2 separate regions of the Homo sapiens genome follow, and region 2 is linked to region 1. A link is an interaction called in ENCODE POLR2A ChIA-PET data of the cell type or tissue named here. Cell type or tissue: PC-9. All regions are shown on one strand. Links, peaks and the distances in the headings refer to the core of each region. The heading gives the core; the rest is flanking DNA.

Region 1 (4,000 bases), core at 1-4,000:
TGGTTGGTTCTGTACCTCTTGTACCTGACTGTCATCAGCATTAAGCCAAGGAAATACTGCCAATCTCTTGTTTATCAGTTTCTGTAAACTTTTTTTTTTTTTTTGAGATGGAGTCTCGCTCTGTCACCCAGGCTGCAGTGCAGTGGCGCGATCTTGGCTCACTGCACCCTCTGCCTCCCAGGTTCACCTGATTCTCTCATGCTTCAGCCTCCCAAGTAGCTGGGACTACAGGCACGTTCCACCACGCCCAGCTAACTTTTTGTTTGTTTGTTTGTTTTTGAGACGGAGCTTCGCTCTTGTTGCCCAGGCTGGAGTGCAATGATGTGATCTTGGTTCACCGCAACATCTGCCTCCTAGGTTCAAGGGATTCTCCTGCCTCAGCCTCCCAAGTAGCTGGGATTACAGGCATGTGCCACCACACCTGACTAATTTTGTATTTTTAGTAGAGATGGGGTTTCTCCATGTTGGTCAGGCTGGTCTTGAGCTCCTGACCTCAGGTGATCCACCTGCCTTGGCCCCCCAAAGTGCTGGGATTACAGGTGTGAGCCACCTCGCCCAGCCTTTGTTTGTTTTTTTGAGACGTAGTCTCGACCTGTCACCCAGGCTGGAGTGCAGTGGAGCAATCTCCACTTACTGCGACCTCTGCCTCTCGGGTTCAAGCGATTCTCCTGCCTCAGCCTGCCAAGTAGCTGGGACTGCAGGCGCGTGCCACCATGCCTGGCTAATTTTTTGTATTTTTAGTAGAGACGGGGTTTCCCCGTGTTAGCCAGGATGGTCTCAATCTTCTGACCTCGTGATCTGCCTGTCTCGGCCTCCCAAAGTGCTAGGATTACAGGCGTGAGCCACTGTACCTGGCCCGTAAACTTTTTTTTTTAACTGAGGTATAATGTACATACAGAAAAGTAGTTTAATTGTAAGGTGACCACCCAGATAGAGATATAGAAGACCCAGAAGTCTTTTTTTGTTTTTTGAGACAGAATCTTGCTCTGTCGCCCATGCTGGAGTGCGGCGGCACGAATTCAGCTCACTGCAACCTCTGCCTTCTGGGTTGAAGCGATTTTCTTGCCTCAGCCTCCTGAGTAGCTAGAACTGCAGGCGTGTGCCACCACACCTGGCTAATTTTTGTATTTTTAGTAGAGACGAGGTTTCACCATGTTGGCCAGGCTGGTTTTGAACTCCTGACCTCAAGTGATCTGCCCGCCTCAACCTCCCAAAGTGCTGGGATTACAAGCGTAAGCCACATGCTCAGTCCCAGAAGTCTGTTTTATGTTCTCTCCTAGTCATTACCCTCCTCCACTCCAACAGGTAGCCACTATTCTGACTTCCTCTGGTAGTATTTGTGTTCAACTACAAGCTTGAGACTTGGTAATAATTGCCACAAACCTCCTTGAAGATAAAGTCATGTTGGTGGTGTTTAATATAGTGGTTCCAGTTAGTATGGGGACATTTTTTGGGTTTTTTTTTTTTTTTTTTTTTTTTTTTAGATGGAGTCTTGTTCAGTCACCCAGGCCAAGTGCAGTGGTGCGATCTCGGCTCACTGCAGCCCCCGCCTCCCAGGTTCAAGCGATTCTCCCGTCTCAGCCTCCTGAGTAGCTGGGATTACGGGCACCTGCCACGATGCCTGGCTAATTTTTATATTTTCAGTAGAGATGGGATTTCACCATGTTGACCAGGCTGTTCTCGAACTCCTGACCCTGTGATCCACCCACCTTGGCCTCCAAAGTGCTGGGATTACAGGCATGAGCCAGTGTGCCTGGCCAAGAATAAACTTTTCTAAAAGTTCAGTTTTACTTAGGGGAAGGGGTAAACTTATTTTATTTTTTTTTTTGAGACAGAGTCTTGCTCTGTTGCCCAGGCTGGAGTGCAGTGTTGTGATCTCGGCTCACTGCAACCTCTGCCTCCTGCAGCTCAAGCAATCCTCCCACTTCAGCCTCTTGAGTAGCTGGGACTACAGGCATGTGCCACCCTGCCCAGCTAACTTTTTGTCTTTTTTTGTAGAGACTGGGTTTCGGCATGTCACCCAGGCTGGTGTGAAACTTCTGGGCTCAAGTGATCTGCCTGCCTCAGTCTCCCAAAGTGCTGGGATTACAGATGTGAGCCGGCCCGTGCCCAGCTGGGATAAACTTTTTAAGGTGAACATTTACTGCCCTGTAAAATGATAAGCCTGCCTACTATACCAAATCCTCGTAACAACAGTCAGAATTTTGACAAATCTTTATGTCACTGAATTGAAGAAAAGTGTCACTGTTTTTCCTGTAGGTTCCATGTGCTCATCAATGCTAATGGGCAAATCTCAGCTAATAGACTGCTAGAAGTTTCCTCTAGGTAAAATCCAGACCAGACAAGTTTTTCCTCTTGTACTGTGTTTAGGTACAGCCTCACAGAACTTGATCCACTCCTCTGCATGAATATTTTCTTCCCTCATTTCAATAAAGAAGATTTCTTGGCCGGGCGCAGTGGCTCACACCTATAATCCCAGCACTTTGGGAGGCCGAGGCGGGTGGATCACGAGGTCAGGAGTTCAAGATCAGCTTGGCCAACATTGTGAAACCCCGTCTCTACTAAAAATACAAAAATTAGCCAGGCGTGGTGGCACGTGCCTGTAGTCCCAGCTACTTGGGAGGCGGAGGTAGGATAATTGCCCGAACCCGGGAGGCAGAGGTTGCAATAAGCCAAGATGGCACAACTGCACTCCAGCCTGGGTGACACAGGGAGACTGTCTCAAAAAAAAAAAAAAAAAAAAAAGGTTTCTTACAAGTCTACTGGATACTGTCTAATGTTGGGCCCATTTTGATGACAAAATTATTTTATAATATTGTTGGACAGAAGCGATGAATGTCCAGAATTTCACATTGGCATATCTTATCCATCAATTCTGATTTTAAACTCCTTGACCATTTACTAGTCAATTGTTATGAGCAGCTATGTATTCATGTATCCCTCTACAGTCTAGAGAGTTCTAGGTGAGTGATGATGCTTTGACCCTGAAAGACCCCTTTACTTATCAGTTTATTTATTTTTCCCTTGGATTCAATAGGAGGGAATACTTATTAGTATGTTTAATATTTGGTCAGCTAGATCTTTTTTCCTAGATATCTGATCTTTAGCCTTTAGTGTGTCTTACCTTAACTAGTGGTAGTGTTCTATATACTATAATAGTCTTGTTACCTGTTTTACTCTTGAGTTTTGTGAGTGACTTATGCTGCTTCTAGCTAGGCCTGGGGATTCTGTCCCTAATTGTCTTGTCTTTTCTTTTTTTTTTTTTTTTTTTTTTGAGACGGAGTCTCACTCTGTTGCCAGGCTAGAGTGCAGTGAAATGATCTCGGCTCACTGCAACCTCCGCCTCCTGGGTTTAAGCAATTCTCCTGCCTCAGCCTCCCGAGTAGCTGGGACTACAGGCGTCTGCCACCGCCATGCCTGGCTAATTTTTGTGTTTTTAGTAGATACGGGGCTTCACCATGTTGGCCAGGATGGTCTCGATTTCTTGACCTCATGATCCGCCCGCCTCAGCCTCCCAAAGTGCTAGGATTACAGGCATGAGCCACTGCACCCGGCCATAAACTCTGTCCCTAATTTTCATTGTGCTTATGTCTTTTAGTAATTATGTTAAATCTAGCCATTCCTTTTATTTTTAAATTTTAGTCAGTTTTTGGATAGGTGATATATGCACATGGTACAGAATTTACAATTGGAAAAAGTTTACAGTAAAAAAGGACATCTCTTTCTTTGGAGACAGAACTTAATCTACTTCTTTTCCCTCCCCTCCCCCCCCCCCATACTTACCTCCTCTTACCCTTCCCCTCTCCTTTTTCCTTCCCTTTGCCTCTCCCCCCCACCTCTTTTTTTTTTTTTTTTTTTTTTTTAAACGAGACAGAGTTTCACTTTTGTTGCCCAGGCTGGAGTGCAGTGGCACGATCTCAGCTCACTACAAACTCTGCCTCCTGGGCTCAAGCAGTTCTCCTGCCTCAACCTCCCAAGTAGCTGGGATTTACAGGTGCCC
Region 2 (8,078 bases), core at 2,168-6,167, 110 kb before region 1:
GGTGGCTCACGCCTGTAATCCCAACACTTTGGGAGGCTGAGGCAGGTGGATTACCTGAGGTTGGGAGTTCAAGACCAGCATGATCAACATGGAGAAACCCCATCTCTACTAAAAATACAAAATTAGGGCGGGGCGCGGTGGCTCATGCCTGTAATCCCAGCACTTTGGGAGACTGAGGTGGGCAGATTACCTGAGGTCGGGAGTTCGAGACCAGCCTTACCAATGTGGAGAAACCCGTCTCTACTAAAAATACAAAATTAGCCAGGTGTGATGGCGCATGCCTGTAATCCCAGCCACTCAGGAGGCTCAGGCAGGAGAATCACTTGAACCCGGGAGGCGGAGATTGCAGTGAGCTGAGATCACGCCATTGCACTCCAGCCTGGGCAACAAGAGCAAAACGCTGTCTCAAAAAAAAAAAAGAAAAAAAAATACAAAAATACAAAATTAGCCAGACGTGGTGTTGCATACCTGTAATCCCAGCTACTCGGGAGGCTGAGGCAGGAGAATCACTTGAACCCGGGAGGCAGAGGTTGTGGTGAGCTGAAATCACATCATTGCACTCCAGCCTAGGCAACAGGAGCAAAACTCCATCTCAAAAAACAAACAAACAAACAAACAAACACTGGGCGCGGTGGCTCACACCTGTAATCCAAGCACTTTGGGAGGCCAAGGCGGTGGATCACCTGAGGTCAGGAGTTCAAGACCAGCCTGGCCAACGTGGTGAAACCCCGAATCTACGAAAAATACAAAAATTAGCCAGGCCTGGTGGCTCACGCTACTTGGGTAGTCCCAGCTACTTGGGAGGCTGAGGCAGGAGAATTGCTTGAACCCAGGAGACGGAGGTTGCAGTGAGCTGAGATCACACCACTGCACTCCATTTTGCCTGGGCGACAGACAAGACTCCATCTCAAAAAAATAAATAAATAAATAAATAATGAAGGCAGTTTTTAAGGATTTAGTGGCAGTATGTAGAATGGATAAGAAAAAGAAAAGAGGAGGCCGGGCACGGTGGCTCATGCCTGTAATCCCAGCACTTTGGGAGGCCGAGGAGGGTGGATCACAAGGTCAGGAGTTGAGACCAGCCTGACCAACATGGTGAAACCCTGTCTCTACTAAAAATACAAAAACTAACTGGGCGTGGTGGCACACACCTGTAATCCCAGCTACTCAGGAGGCTGAGGCAGGAGAACTGCTTGAACCCAGGAGGTGGAGGTTGCAGTGAGCCAAAATTATGCCACTACACTCCAGCCTGGGCGATAGAGTGAGATTCCATCTCAAAAAAAAAAAAAAAAAGAAAGAAAGAAAGAAAAGAAAAGAAAAAAAGAAAAGAGGAATAGCCTGGCCACAGTGGCTCATGCCTGTAATCCCAGCTACTCAGGAGGCCAAGGTGGGGGAATCCCTTGAGCCCAAGAGTTCAAGGCTGCAGTGAGCCGTGATCACACCACTGCACTACAGCCTGGGCAACAGATGGAGAACCTGTCTCAAAGAAAGAAAAGAGGAATAACGGCAGGGCATGGTAATCCCAGCACTTTGGGAGGCTGAGGTGGGCAGATCATTTGAGGTCAGGAGTTCAAGACCAGCCTGGCCAACATGGTGAAACTCTGCCTCTACTAAAAATACAAAAATTAGTAGGGCACCTGTAATCCCAGCTACGTGGGAGGCTGAGGCAGGAGAATCACTTGAACCAGGGAGGCAGAGCTTGAAGTGAGCTGAGATCGCACCACTGCACTCCAGCCTGGGCGACAGAACGAGACTTCGTCTCAAAAGAAAAAAAAAGAAGGCCGGGCGCAGTGGCTCACGCCTGTAATCCTGGCATTTTGAGAGGCTGAGGCAGGTGGATCACGAGGTCAGGAGATCGAGACCATCTTGGCTAACATGGTGAAACCCCGTCTCTACTAAAAATACAAAAAAATTAGCCGGGCGTGGTGGTGGGCACCTGTAGTCCCAGCTACTCGGGAGGCTGAGGCAGAAGAATGGCGTGAACCCAGGAGGCGGAGTTTGCAGTGAGCCAAGATCGCGCCACTGCACTCCAGCCTGGGCAACAGAGTGAGACTCCATCTCAAAAAAAAAAACAAAAAACAGGCAAGGATACCTGTGAAGGGGCAATAATGCAAGCATGAATTGATAAGGGTCTAGACCAGACTAATGGGTCTGGACCAGACTAGTAAGGGTCTAGCCCAGACTAATTATCCATAATTATCCAATTGCAATAATCCAAGCATGCATTGATAAGGGTCTAGACCAGACTAATAGAGAAATACTAAGAAGGGGCAGATGTCAGAGACATTTCAGAGAAGGAGTAAGCAAGATTTGGAAATGATTGGATATAGGGATGAAGGAAAGGATGTAAAGACAACTAAGGCCAGGTGCAGTGGCTCATGCCTATAATCCCAATGTTTTAGGAGGCTGAAGTGGGAGGATCACTTGAGCCCAGGAGTTTGAAACCAGCCTGGGCAACATAGCAAGACCTTGTCTCTCAAAAAATAAAATAGCCAGGCATGGTGGCGCGCACCTGTAGCCCTAGCTCTGAGGCAGGAAGATTGCTTGAGCCCAAGAATTCAAGGTTTCAGTGAGTTGTGATTGTGCCACTGCAGTCCGGCCTGGGCAAGAGCAAGACTCTGTCTCTACAAAAATAATAAATAGTCCAGGCATGGTGGCTCACGCCTGTAATCCCAGCACTTTGGGAGGCTGAGGTGGGAGGATCACGAGGTCAGGAGATCGAGACCATCCTGGCTAACAAGGTAAAACCTCGTCTCTACTAAAAATACAAAAATTAGCCGGATGTGGTGGCAGGCGCCTGTAGTCCCAGCTACTTGGGAGGCTGAGGCAGGAGAATGGCGTGAACCTGGGAGGCAGAGCTTGCAGTGAGCTGAGATTGCGCCACTGCACTCTAGCCTGGGCAACAGGGCGAGACTCTGTCTCAAAAATATATATAAAATAATAATAATAGCAATAAATAAAAATTAAAAATTAGCCAGGCATGGTGGCACATGCCTGGAGTCCTAGCTGCCTGGGAGGCTGAGGTGGGAGGATTACTTGAGCCCAGGAGTTTAAGGCTGCAGTGAGGTAGAATTGCACCACTGCACTCCAGCCTGGGCAACAGTGTGAAATTCTGTCTCTTTAAAAAAAAAAAAAAAAGACAGCTAAGGATTAATCATGGGTAACTGGAAAAACAGTTCCTACCATTGATAAAAATAATGACACCAAGAGGTGGTCTGATACATAAGTTATTAATGATGCTCAAAGCTTGTCTGTCTTTCACAAACCCTTTCCTGAGTTCACCAGCACTGACTACTTCATTCTATATCCCCAGCTCTTAATTGCCCTGCTTGTGTTATATCATTTAATATTCCCTGACATGTTGAATAAGAATGGTATTCTTAGCCAGGGAGCAGTTTCTCACGCCTGTAAACCCAGCACTTTGGGAGGCCAAGGCAGGAGGATCGCTTGAGCCCAGGAGTTTGAGACCAGCCTGGGCAACATAATGAAGTCCCTTCTCTATAAAAAATATAATTTTTTTTTTTGAGACGGAGTCTTGCTCTGTCCCCAAGCTGGAATGCAGTGGTGTGATCTCAGCTCACTGCAACGTCCATCTCAAGCAATTTCCCTGCCTCAGTCTCCCAAGTAGCTGGGATTACAGGTACCCACCATCACACCCGGCTAATCCTCGTATTTTTAGTAGAGATGGGGGTTTCACCATGTTGGCCAGGCTGGTCTCGAACTCTTGACCTTGTGATCCACCCACCTCAGCTAAAAAATACAAAAATTAGCCAGGCACAGTGGCTCATGCCTGTAATCCCAGCTACTCGGGAGGCTGAGGTGGGAGGATCGCCAGAGCCTGGGAGGTCGGGCTGCAGAATGCCATGATCACGCCACTGTGCTCTAGCCTGCACGACACAGTGAGACCCTGTCTCCAAAAAAAAGAAAGAATGGTATTCTCAGAAAACAAGTTTAGTTGTGGTTTCTCTAGGAGTATTTTTCTTTTTATTTGGCATCCTCCTCGTAGTGGCCAATATTGTGCTGATATTGAATACTCAAAACTAAATTCACATTTTCTCTTTTGCTGAATTTGCATGTCACAATTTTCCCTTCCTATCCTAATTCAGTTGGCTCAATAGAGCCTCTGAACCTTCCTGCTCAGTTTTTCCTCTTTTTTTTCCAGGGGTTTATGTCTGCATAATCAAGGTTCGACCGCAGTCAGAGGAGCTGCTACAGGCCCTCAGTGTGGCTGACACCTCAGTCTATGGGTGGGCTACACTGGTCAGTGAACGTAGCAAGAATGGAATGCAACGAATCCTCATTCCTTTCATCCCAGCCTTTTATATTAACCAGTCAGAATTGGTTCTTAGCCACAAACAAGATATCGGGGAGATAAGAGTACTGGGAGTGGACAGAGTTCTTAGGAAGCTAGAGGTATGTTAAGAACTGAACCAAAACAGAACAAGAGATCAGGAATTTGAAAAGATAGTTTTCATTCTCACTTCAAGGGCAAAAGAAGTTACTGAGTGACCTAATAAAAATTACCATAGGAAATGACAAAATCAAATGAAGAAAACCCATCTCCTTCATAATGCCAGGCAGGCTCCCAGAGTCCAAAATCTAGGTCATAAGCTTTGTCAACATACCTAAAGGAGTAAAAAAAGTAAATGATTGGCCGAGCGCGGTGGCTCATGCCTGTAATCCCAGCACTTTGGGAGGCCAAAGTGGGTGGATCACAAGGTCAACAGATCAAGACCATCCTGGCCAACATGGTGAAACCTCTTCTCTACTAAAAGTACAAAAATTAGCTGGACGTGGTGGCGGACACCTGTAGTCCCAGCTACTCGGGAGGCTGAGGCAGGAAAATTGCTTGAACCCGGGAGGCAGAGGTTGCAGGGAGCTGAGATCGCGCCACTGCACTCCAGCCTGGGTGACAGAGCGAGACTCCCTCTCAACAACAACAAAAAAGTAAATGATTTGATTGTCGGCTAGCTAGCTAGAAATCCAGATCTTGACAATTATTGTACTGTATATGTTTCAGATTGGAACATACTGATACAAAGTTGATTTTTCTTCTTTTAAATAAAAGGTTTTATCTTTTCTCCAAGGTCATCTCCAGCTCCCCAGTTCTAGTGGTCGCTGGCCATAGCCACTCTCCCCTCACTCCTGGCCTGGCCATTTACTCTGTAAGAGTGGTCAACTTCACTTCCTTCCAGCAAATGGCATCACCTGTTTTCATCAATATTTCCTGTGTACTCACCAGTCAAAGTGAGGCAGTGGTAGTGAGGGCTATGAAAGATAAGTTGGGTGCAGGTAAGCATCAGAGATTCCTATTTATAATCTAGAGAGGAAAAGAAGAAAGAATGTATTACATTAGTACCCCCCATCTGCAGTTTTGCTTTCCGCATTTCACTTAACTGTCAACCACGGTCCAAAAATAAATGAAAAACTCCTGAAATAAACAGTTTAAATTGTGCACTGTTCCAAATAGCATGAGGAAATCTCACACTGTCCTGCTCTGGTCCCCAACCATGAATCATCTCTTTGTCCAGCATGTTCACACCGTATACACTATCAGCCCTTTAGTCACTTAGTAGCAGTCTCTGCTATCAAATCAACTGGTATCAAGGTATCACAGTGCAGTGCTTGTTTCAAGTAACCCTTATTTTACTTAATAATGGCTCCAAAGCACAAGAGTGGTGATGCCTGCAATTCGGGTATGCCAAAAAGAAGCTGGAAAGTGCTTCCTTTAAGTGAAAAAGTGGAAGTTCTCAACTCAGTAAGGAAAACATAGTACGTAGAGGGTTCAATATTATCTGTGGCATCCACTGAGGGTCTTGGAACATATTCCCCACAGATATGGGGGGACAGATGTTATCACAGTTTAGTTAATGGGAAACATTCAGCCACTTGACCAAGATTACTCAAACTAGTTGAGGCATGAATCTTCCAAACCTACCCAAAATACAACCTTTAGGTAGCTTTCTTAACACTACCTAAATTTTATATTTAACTTATATATTTAAGAATAGTTGTCAGCCAGGCATGATGGCCCATGCCTTGTAATTCCAGCACTTTGGGAGGCCGAGGTGGGCAGATCCCTTGAGCTCAGGAGTTCAAGACCAGCCTGGGGAACAAGGCAAAACTCTGTATCAACAAAAAAGTACAAAAAAAAAATTACCTGGGCATGGTGGCATGGACCTGTGGTCCCAGCTACTCGGGAGGCTGAGGCAGGAGGATTGCTTGAGACCAGGAGTTCAAGGCTGCAGTGAACTGTGATTGTGCCACTGCACTCCAGCCTGGTGACAGAGCAAGACCCTGTCTCAAAAAAAAAAAAAGGAAAAAGAATAGTTGTCAGTTTAACACGAGTTTGCCAGCTTTGTAAGTATACTATTTGCCCTATTTTAAACCTTTTTTTTTTTTTTTTTTTTTTTGAGAGAGTCTTGCTCTGTCACCCAGGCTGGAGTGCAATGTCGTGATCTCGGCTCACTGCAACCTCCACCTCCCAAGTTCAAGCGATTCTCCCGCCTCAGACTCCTGAGTAGCTGGGATTACAGGCACACACCACCATGCCCTGCTAATTTTTGTATTTTTGTAGAAATGGGGTTTCACCATGTTGGCCAGGCTGGTCTGGAACTCCTGACCTCAGGTGATCCACCCGCCTTGGCCTCCCAAAGTGCTGGGATTACAGGCATGAGCCACCGCACCCGGCCAATCTTATTGATAAATGTTTTGTTGTCTTCAAAAGTATTTAAATCTTTTTGCATCAGGCAATGGGCCAATGTTAACCCTAGAACCAAGACTTAGCTTTCCCAAATCCTGATTCCAGGCATTACCTAGTTTAGAAATAATGCCACATTGGATAGGATGGGAATAGTTACGAAAAGGTGTTAGAAAAGCTAGAGAACCATCAGTCTCCTTATATTGTATTTGTCACGCCCACTTCCCCACCCCTCAAGGGAAGCTACTTAATTACTGGGAACTATCTAAGCTAAATTATAGTGTATCTCCTAATGGGAAATAGGTTTTTGCTGATGTTTACGTGAGCATCTGGTTTGTATTGATCATTATCCTAAGCACATTTATATGCTTTTGGTTTAATTCTCATAACTCTAGGAGGTAGGTATTTTTCCCCAAGAGCTGAGGAAACTGAGATGCTGGTGCAGTGGCTCACACCTGTAATCCTAGCACTTTGGGAGGCTAAGATGGAGGATCACTTGAGCTCAGGAGTTCAAGACCAGGCTAAGCAACACAGCAAGACCTTATCTCTACTAAAAATCAAAAGAATTAGCCAGGCATGGTGGCATGCACCTGAAGTCCAGGCAGGAGGTTGAGGTGGGAGGACTGCCTAAGCCCAGGAGGTTGAAGTTGCAGTGAGGCATGATCACACCACTGCACTCCAGCCTGGGTGACAAAACGAGACCCTGTCTCAGGAATTAAAAAAAAAAAAAAAAAAAAAAGGATCTCTAGATACTATCACAGAATGTATTGGAACAGAGTTTTTAAATCTAGAGACCACGGATCCCCACAAAGGTCCATAGATAGAATTCAAGGTGTCCATTACCCAAGTGGAGAAAAATTGCATCTTTTTCTTTCCTTTTTTTTTTTTTTTTTTGAGACAGAACCTCGCTCTGTCGCCCAGTCTGGAGTGCAGTGGCACCATCTCAGCTCACTGCAACCTCCACTCCCAGGTTCAAGCAATTCTCCTCCCTCAGCCTCCCAAGTAGCTAGGATTGCAGGTGCCCGCCACCACGCCTGGCTAATTTTTGTATTTTTAGTAGAGGCAAGGTTTCACCATGTTGGCCAGGCTGGTCTCGAACTCCTGATCTCAAATGATCCACCCACCTTGGCCTCCCAAAATGATGGGATTACAGGCGTAAGTTACTGCGCCTGGCCGTGCATCTTTATTTTCAATTGACCACTAACTTAAAGTTAGCACTTTCACTGATTATTAATATAGGCAGCAAACCACCATAATATCAGCAGTATTGTGTGCTTTTGTCACCAACAGAATTCATTGACTATACTTTCAGGGATCATTTCTATAGTTCATTACTAGAGAAGTTTCTCAGAATGTATAGAGAAAAAAAAGAATCCAC

Evidence for each region. ChIA-PET counts read pairs that join two places held together with the same protein. Peaks named below come from ENCODE experiments on the same cell type or tissue, not always from the same donor. Only the 100,000 strongest peaks of a DNase experiment are listed, where the experiment ranks them.
Region 2: POLR2A ChIA-PET joins it to region 1 with 8 read pairs; 16 of 35 experiments call an interaction of 5 or more read pairs at or near these places.

The regions. Positions count from the first base shown.
Region 1 is chr1:153,891,438-153,895,437 of GRCh38, reverse strand. All of the region lies in intron 1 of GATAD2B (GATA zinc finger domain containing 2B), which reads left to right. Among named protein-coding and RNA genes, the nearest start is that of GATAD2B, 30 kb to the left of the region's middle. In PC-9, for the core only: no CTCF peak of the experiment used is centred there; no DNase peak of the experiment used is centred there.
Region 2 is chr1:153,998,070-154,006,147 of GRCh38, reverse strand. NUP210L (nucleoporin 210 like) reads left to right here. Exons shown (of 40, transcript NM_207308.3): 36 at 4,163-4,413; 37 at 5,088-5,292. It also overlaps the pseudogene LOC124904673. Among named protein-coding and RNA genes, the nearest start is that of RPS27, 11 kb to the right of the region's middle. In PC-9, for the core only: no CTCF peak of the experiment used is centred there; a DNase peak (open chromatin) is centred at 4,327; H3K27ac peaks cover 2,835 bases.